Linked DNA regions of Homo sapiens: region 2 is linked to region 1. Evidence: chromatin contacts called from ENCODE Hi-C data. All regions are on one chromosome and are shown on one strand. The core of a region is the stretch at or near the end of the contact, and the rest is flanking DNA. Distances in the headings are between cores, read along the strand shown.

Region 1 (4,557 bases), core at 1,303-3,802:
CGTTTGTCATTCTATACATTCTCTGGGTGATCTGACCAAAACATGAGACTTCTACTCTTTATACAGTGACAAGTCAACATTTTATGTCTTTATTCCAGATTTTCCTCCCAATATCTAATCCCTTATATACTGCTGTATACCAAGTATTTCCACTTAGATGTCTCACATGTTTATCAGACTCAGTATCTTTACTGCTGAAACAATATGTACATTTCTAACTGTGTTCTCTATGGTGCTAAGTCATTTATTGCAATTGTTTCAGCTAGAAACTCCACGATTTTCCCTGGAACTTTGCTCTTCCCCACTTTCTACATTGTCTTCCTCCTTCTTCCGTCTTCTCTTGCACCCTTCCTGCAGCTCCTTATCTCCTCTCCCTTCCTTCCTCCCCTTCTTCCCAGTCCTCCTTTCATTTCTTCTTTTCCTCTTCTAGGTGGAAAGTGCCGTGGTATCCATCTTCGCCACAATCTCTAGTCCTTGCTTCCCTGCCCTACTTCTTAACAAAACAGCAACAATGCAAACAAATATCCTAACAGTTTACTATGCAGAGTTTTATTCTTGAAATACCTATTTTCACTTTACCATTTACTTTGGTGACTTTGGGCAAAATTCTGAAGCTCCGTTTGCTTTAATTTCCACTTCTGTAAAGTGGATATAATAATAGCACCTGAGCCAGAAAGGTGGCTATGAGAGTTCAATGCTAGTAATCTTGAAAAGACTCAGAGCAGCGCCTGGCACATGCGAGCATGATATGATTATTAAGCTTTATTCATATGTTTTAGCTGTCATTGTGGTTTTTTAAAATAAGAGATGGGATCTTGTTATGTTGTCCAGGCCAGTTTTGAGCTCCTGGGCTCAAGACATCCTCCCACCCCGGCCTCCCAAATCACTGACATAGGCGTGAGTCATCACATCCAACCTCTGTCATTGTTTTTATTACTGCTTCTGTTATTATTGTTAGAATGTCTATTGTCTTTCTTCATTATCCACTACTATGACAGATTATTTCAATTAATGTATTAAGTATTATTTAAGGTGGTTAGTCTTCTGAAAAAATTAAGCAAGCTTTTCATGTTTTCACAGGTAAATGTCTATTAATTGGATGCTTTAGAATCTCCTTTAAAAAGTTGAGTCTATTTTTCTGGGAAGGATAAAAAACGTTTGTGGAGATGTCAGGGGTTTCTGGAAGAACATCCCTAACAGCTCTATCAGTGCTGTGCCGATCTGGTATGGCTCTAAAATAGTCAGGAATTTCTGTGGCTTGGTTGTTAAAATATTGGTAATTTGAAACTGTCAATGATGTGAGGGTTTCTACCACAGAAATTGACAAAAGCCACCAGTTAGGGCTCCTGCAACCAGAGAGCCCATTTTACCAGCATATCACTGTATAGTTTTTGCTAAAGATTAGGATCACTATGAAGTCTGATGTAATGACAGAGCATCTTACTGTGAATTTTAATACATCTTGGGGTAAATTTTGCCTGCAAGGTTTAACAACTACTATATGGATTATAAGTCAATATAACAGTTACCCGTAACCTGGGCGTTAGCCCCAACATTCAATATCAAAGGAGTTTCCTTTGTATATTTTCTACTGGGTCTTTTGTATATTTCCATGTGTTTTTGAGTGATTCGTGGCCAAATGAAGTTTTTGAACCATCTTTTAAAAAGTTAAAGAAAAATACACTTCTTCAATGAAAAAGAAATACATATTTTCAAAGAAAAATTTCCCCTCAACTTTAGAAGTAAGTTAGGGCAAAATCAGATTTTTAGAATAATTTTTTAGTTTTACCTATAACATTCAAACTGGAAGAAAATAGAATGAGAAAATATCTTACTAGGCTCTGAATATTTATGATGATAGCAAGTTATAATTTCCCCTATTGAAAAACCATCTCATAAAATGCTCAACTGGTTGCTTGCTTTTTTTTTTTTTTTACTTACCTAGCGAAAAACCACATGCAAGATCATTTTGAAACGGACTAGTTCACGGGTTCCACTTCCTGTTGTGAGGAGTAAAATCTATCTTAGATGCAATAAAGTTCTCAAAGATTGTTTTCACTGTCTCATATAAACCAATTTAGGTTTCAAATTCATGTATGTTAGGTGAAACTGAAACTCCCTGAATTTGTTATTTCTATAATATGCAGTCTGTTTCTGGTCAGGGAAAACAGTTTTAACAGTTAATAATTTGCTTTAAGAGAATTATTGTCAGAACAGGGTTGACTCAATGACTCAATAACTAAGCTCCCTCCCCCACTTAAAAACAAACAAAAAAAAAGCCTTTCTTTGAGTTGGGTGCCTGTTCTGCTTGAGGTATTGTTCTCATCCCATCCTAGGCATAAGAACGTGGTGTAGACCAAGGGTTGGTCTTGGGCAGAATTGAGACAAAGCTCACATTTTGGGGCTTTCCCTGGAAGTAGCCCTAAGGTGGAGCCGGAGGGCTCCAGTCCCACTGGGTGCTCACAAGGAATGGGTGGAGGATACTCACTGGTACCCAGCTGGGAGCGATGGAAGGAGCATCACTTCCTCTCTGCCTTGGCTGATCCCATCGCTGCCCTCCAGGGACTTTCCTCTCATTTGTTCATCTGAAGGCTGCTCTTCTTGTTTGAACTAATGTAATTTCATCTTGTTCATTGGAGGCCTGAGCACTCTAGGAATGACTGTTAACAACGCCCTTTTCTCCCTATTCCCCTGGTTCTTGGTTTGTCTCAAGTGCTTGCTAGGGACTCCTGGACCCCAGATTTCCCAAATCTTACCCAGCATCTACATTCACGAATTCTCTTCTTTGTCTTTAGTCCTGGCTCTCAGCTAAAATTTAGCCACTCAAATAATATACATATTTGGGCAAAAATATTTTGCCAATAGGTACTAGTTGGGTTTTACTGATCTCAGAGAATTGGCATATCAAAAAAAGGTCCCAGGAGATGATTTGAGGGAATGATAGGAACTTTAGAACACAAGACAGGTCAGTGTGGGAGATATTTGTGAAGTGAGGCTGAGACTAGGTCCTTTTCATGATAACTTGCCTGGATTTTAGTAACATGCCATGATTATAACATGTCTATCTTTGCTTAAAATTTAAGGTAATTACTGCCATCTTTATGGATGATTAATTTTGGGGGGGATAAATTTTACTCTAACATTGGTCAGATGAAATGTCAGTGCAATATTTCTTGGGATCTATATTTCCCAGGAAATATAATTTAAACACTTTAGCTTCGTTGTAATTGCTGAAGGATACATAAATCATACTTATAAAAATTATGATTTTTTTCTGTTTATTAGATATAAAGTATTTGTTTATCTCAACGATATAATATTATATTACACATACTCATATAAAGGGATGTTGTTTAGTTCTCAGAGGATTTTCACAAATAAATCTTGTAAAATCTTTATAAGACCTATAGGATTAGAATTATTATCAATATCTTCATTTTATAAATGAAGAAGCAGATTCAGAGAGTGCTATTTTCTTGGGCACCACAGCTACTAATTATAATAGCCAGGAATTGGTTCCAGGCCTCTGGATTTAAAGACCTTCTCCTCTTTTCACTATGTCATATCCCTTCTTCAAACATACAGTAGAACCATATACAATAGCTATCAGATCAATAGTTAGATATGTAGACTATAAGCCAGGAACCTCTAGAAAACATTATAAAATGCTGTACTAAGATTACATACCAAATTTTGGAACTGCTTTTCATTTTCACACGTTTTTTCCCCTGAGTTCTCTACCTGTTAACGGAAAAGGTTGTCTTTCAAATTTAAATCAGTTCAGCTTAGATATTTGTAAAGAAAAAACAAATAGAACTTCTTTAAGCAAAATTTTTTTTCTCTCTCTCTACACACACACACACACACACACACACACACACGTATTTTAAAGCACTTAAAAATATTTTTTATTTTTGCTGATAGTCTGATTGTATGTTTGTTTAAAATGTATTGTGGAAAAAATGTATATTTCATATATGTTGTCTTATGTCTGATTTGAAGAGCTAGTACAGAATAGTAGGTGGTAACTAATTTATCTTCCATAAAACGTGAGAAATATTCAGAGATATTTAAAGACAGAATAACAAACTTTAATTTGTCTGTAAATAAGAATTTCCTGATAAGGAGGGTTGATTGCTACTGAACTCTCACTGAAAGAGGTTGTGGAATTTCATTTTCTGGGATATTTAATTCATGTGGTTTAGGTCTAACCCTACGTGGTAGCAGGACTATGAGCTGAATAGTCAAGTGACTCTAATATTTTGAGATTGTAACAATTATCTTCCAGGTTTATCTGAATAATCATTGTTATTTAGAAATTGCAAAAGAAGCAGATATATTTTTCCTTCTCTCACAAAAACACAAAAGGGGAAATATTTTTTGATTTTTAAAACTTCCGTGAACACTGTGCTATCATAACTAAAGTAGTAGTGAGAGCGGCTTGTGGGTGGGAACAGGAAACATCAGTGATAAATGCTCTGTGACTTTTTTTTTTTTTCAGGTTCAGCTCAATGTATATTGATTCTAATTAGCACATTTTGTGCCTCAGCTAGTAGC
Region 2 (4,668 bases), core at 725-3,224, 3.2 Mb before region 1:
TCACTGTCAACCCCTCTGGTGAAGAGTTGGGGGTGATAGAGAGCACAGCACTGCTATGGATATACAAATGTATAGGGGCAGGGCTACACATTTTGGGGTGCTTTTAAGACCTCTGGAGGTCTTAAAATAATAATAATAGCTCATTAGAATAGGCAGGAAAAGAGAATGTGATTATTTTGCATAAATCTTCATTTATAGCAAGAGGGGAAAAAATAATGAATCTGGACTATTCAATTGTTTCTATTGAAAAACCAATTTCAATTGTTCTATGCCATGTTCCAAACACCGAAGAGACAACAGAAACAACAGGCTGTGACATTTCTATTTTCTTATGTTCTCAGGTCTTCATTTTCCAAACTAAGCATTTCCCATGGAAGGATCTCATTTCCAGCTGCCTCACGTGCATGTCTGAATAGCCAACAACTCGTGTAATAAACTTTCTATATAACATGCACCTACCTACTTGAACTCAGCCGACATAAGAATCTTTCTGGAAAAGAGACTGACTCCTAGCTACAATTATCTTTATGCACTTTTAGGAAATTTTATTGGTAATGAAACAGCAGTATTTTATTCTTGGTAATTCTGTGAGGGTCACAGTTAAACAATTAAACAGCATTAACCACCACTGTACTGTTCGACACAACATCCAGCCCCCTTAATGGGTAACTTCAGCTGAGTCTGCAGAGACAGCCATGAAAAAAGGCAGTGAAGGGCAGGAAGAGGCCCCCGCCAGGCCCTCCAGGGCTGGGGGGCACTGGGCTGGGCACTTCAAACAGAGAACCCTGGATTCTTTTCCCACTTTGTGAGGAGCCGATTTAAGGAGCAGACAGCTAAGGGAAGATTTATAAACACAATAATTTTTGTTTCTAAGAGTTATAATGCAAAGCAGGGATAGGCATTCTCCTCCAAAGAGGTTCTCAAAGAGATCCTCTGAAGCCAGAGAATACCACATTTCTTTGCCTAACCCAAAAGTCCTCGGAATCTTCATTTGTCAGCAGAAGCTCTGAAAACAAGGCACTGCACTACTTTTTTTGCCTAATGTGGTGGAAGACAGCCCCATGACAACAAAGAGAAAGAAAAATCGCTTTTCTTATAAGTCAGAACATAATGCAGGCTTATGGCTCGAGGTAACTTTGCTGTTGAAATCCTTGAAGGATCCACAAGGCACTCATCGCTCCAGTTAGTGTTCATCTTGTGGAAACCTACAGTGAATCTCACTAGAAAATATACTGGAAAAGAATAGAAAGGGTGAACAGGCATGTCCGTCAACTCTGAAACCCCAGAGCTAAGGAGACCACTTTGAACTGAAGGAGGCAGATTCAGGGTAAGTAAGAAAAAGAGCTAACTTTACACGATGGTGGAAAATTCATGACAACACAGAGGACACTGAAGAGGCTGAAACTATAAATAAGCTCAGAAACTATGTGAACTCACAGATCTATAGTGAGTTGTATTAAGGGAAATGAGGTTGTCTGATGCCCCCTGCAGAGCCCCCTCTGGTGCCACCGTCGCATGATAGACCAGGATCTGACCCAACAGGGGTTTAAAAAATTTTTTTACAAAGCATGAAGATGATCCTAAATTTGTGGCAGACCTTTAGTGTATGAGGATCTCAAGACCCAGAACCGCTGTGCCTCTAGTGGGGGCACGGTGCTCCGAGGCCAGTTTCCATGACTAATAAATCCTTCATTCTGCAAGCCGTGACTGTGGCAGTGCACCCAGCGGCTGGATGGGAAGTGCAGGAACTGGCGTCCCCCACAGGGTGGAGAGGGTATCACCACATTGCCACCTGCCCACCCTCTGCTGCCCAGCTCTGTTCTCCAACAGGCATCCTCTGCTTTTTATTTCCTATCTAGAAGGAGAATATGTCTGTCTATCAGGGTGGGGCGGAGGCTGCTAACTTCAAGACCCTAACCCAAGGTGTAGCTGCTGTTACAGAGATAACTAGGAACTCAGGGGCAGGACTAGGGAGGCTGCATTTCACTAATCCAAATGCCTTTGCCTCTGGGAATGACATGAGTGATGGGGCTGGGCCGTAACGGACTGTACACGTACAATGCGTTCAGGAAAGCAAAGTTCCAAAACCCACAGCAATCTGCCCTGCTTCCTTTGTCTTGCTCCAGCTGTATCCTGATGTCCTTTTAAAGCTATTTTTAGTAACAATATTTATTCAACCAAGAGGAACAAAAATTTACATCAAATGCATTCACAGAGGGGCACGAGACTTTGCCCACAGATGGCCTTTCAAAGGCATCTTTCCCCATGCCGACCCCTTCTCACCTTGTATCAGTGGTGGTTAGAAGCGTGAACTCCTGCCACAGTTTAGTCAAACTCAATGAGATACTGTTTACGGTGGTGGCCACCTGGGAATTTCCCAGGCCCCTGGAGGACGTGTGTTTTTCAGGTTCTAAAAACAAAAGTCCACAGCAATGACATCAGAGGCCCCGCTATGAATTGCATGTGCATTTTAACCAGGCCTTACTTTGCTGCTTGCTATGCCAATTGCTGTGGCTGCCAGTCAGGAAAAGGAAGCCTTCTCGAGCACATGCATGCTTTATGCATTGTCCTATACAGGAAAAAATAGATAAAGGGATGATCTGGGTGTCTCCTGTTGCCAACCCGTGCTAGCAGGGAGAAACACAACTGGGCCTAGGACCGTGTAAGAAGGCCCACATCGGCCTGCACCCCTGCATCTTCAGGGAAACCCTCCTCGCCTGCTGTCTCTAACCCATCCCCAGCCATAAGCAAACGGGGGATGTTTCCACACGGGGCCCAGTGTTAGTCACATTATTTCTGCCTCCATATAACTTAAGGGTACAACTAAGAACTGCAACTCTTGATTAAAATGACACACATTCCAGACTTCTGAGAAGCTTTCCTACAGAAGAATTCCTGCATGGCATATGGGAAATTGGATTTGAGGTCATCTAAATGATTCCTTTCCTACATGGAGAGTCTATTGTTTTATTACTCAGGCAGCGAGCTTCTTCAGAACTCCTTGTCATAGGAATTCAAGAATACCTATGTGGGTATCAACAGCACTCTTTGGAGAAGCAGACACAGAAAGATATGCACAACATAGGAATGACTCTTTTTTTTTTTTTTTTTTTTTTTTTTTTTTCCAGAGAGAGAGTGAGTCTGGCTCTGTTGCCCAGGCTGGAGTGCAGTGGTGTGATCATAGCTCACTGCAGTCTCAACTTCATGGGCTCAAGCAATCCTCCCACCTCAGCCTCCCAAGTAGCTGGGAGTACAGGTGCACACCGCCATGCTTGGCTAATTTTTTACATTTTGTTTTGTTTTGTTTTTTGTTTTTGTTTTTGTTTTAAGATGGAGTCTCACTCTGTTGCCCAGGCTGGAGTGCAGTGGCGCAATCTCGGCTCACTGCAACTTCTGCCTCCCGGGTTCAGGCGATTCTCCTGCCTCAGCCCCCCAAGTAGCTAGACCTGGCTATTTTTTTTTTTTTTTTTTTGTATTTTTAGTAGAGACAGGGTTTCACTATGTTGGCCAGGTTGGTCTCGAACTCCTGACCTCAAGTGATCCTCCTACCTCAGCCTCCCAAAGTGCTGGGATTACAGGCATGAGACACCACGCCCGGCCTAATTTTTCAATTTTTAGCAGGGACAGAGCTTTTGCTATGTTGCCCAGGCTGGTCTCAAACTCCTGGCCTCAAGTGATCCTCCTGTCTTGGCATCCTACAGTGCTGGGATTACAGGTGTGAGCCACCATGCCTGGCCAGATGACTTTTTAAAGGACATCACAGTTTGATGTTGACTGATCAACCCAGAGGAATGAAGTGGACACCTTGCTCATTAGCTGTCCCCCCATCTACCCCTGCACCCCACTTGGGGCGCACAGGCCACCCCACCACCTGCCAGGCTCACTGAGCTTACCCATTCTAGAGGCTCCCACCCTGAGGCTCTCTCTAGCTACCTCTGCTCCAAGCTCCCTGGAAACCCCAACTCTTCCCTTATCAGTTTACAGGCAGCATTCACCAGCGAGGGCCGCCCACACGTGTGCAAAGCTTGTTCACACTCCACTGTCACACAATACAAGGTGTCTTGTTCTTCTGTGACTCATACTGTCCCTCCAACAAAGTCTCCAAACTTCCAGCCACCACCACAGAAACAAGACGTTTGCCTCCCTCCTCACCCTATGGAAAACATTAACAGCTGGTGAAGAAGGGGATCTCTTATTTTGTTTCTAAGTCTTGCTGCCATCATCAAATGGTCACTTGGAGCTCTGTCATCTAGGCAGAACAGCAGGAGCTACACCTTCTACATTATGATGAACGTCAACAATTTGTTTTCCAGAATGTTCTTTCATCAACACTGCTGGAGAAATACCTTTATTCTGCATTTATCTACGATGTAATACAGATCAACACTACTCTGGTAAACAGTTAAGAACGGTGGTTCCTGGCCATTGCATGGATATATGTATAGAAACTATCTTGAGACCAGCCTGACCAACATGGAGAAACCCTGTCTCTACTAAAAATAAAAATACAAAATTACCCAGGCATGGTGGTGCATGCCTGTAATCTACTTGGGAGGCTGAGGCAGGAGAATAGCTTGAACCTGGGAGATGGAGTTTGCAGTGAGCCGAGATAATGCCACTGCACTCCAGCATGGGCAACAAGAGCGAAACTCCGTCTCAAAAAAAAAA

The links. A loop is a pair of places that touch in the nucleus more often than their neighbours do. Pooled maps may share reads with other maps.
Region 2: a pooled map shows a loop between it and region 1 (7-fold over the local background). The contact joins two enhancer-like sites. A Hi-C loop is called at or near these places in 2 of 37 single-sample maps with no recorded cell type and 3 of 50 pooled maps.

What each region holds. Positions count from the first base shown.
Region 1 is chr6:154,247,631-154,252,187 of GRCh38, reverse strand. The region is part of intron 3 of IPCEF1 (interaction protein for cytohesin exchange factors 1); the gene reads left to right. Among named protein-coding and RNA genes, the nearest start is that of IPCEF1, 110 kb to the left of the region's middle. Within about 2 kb of position 2,552, at least 5 of the 41 ENCODE cell types and tissues checked have a DNase peak (open chromatin) inside an H3K27ac peak, as active enhancers do.
Region 2 is chr6:157,458,862-157,463,529 of GRCh38, reverse strand. All of the region lies in intron 1 of ZDHHC14 (zDHHC palmitoyltransferase 14), which reads right to left. Among named protein-coding and RNA genes, the nearest start is that of MIR3692, 68 kb to the left of the region's middle. RefSeq lists an enhancer at 1,819-1,878. Within about 2 kb of position 1,974, at least 9 of the 41 ENCODE cell types and tissues checked have a DNase peak (open chromatin) inside an H3K27ac peak, as active enhancers do.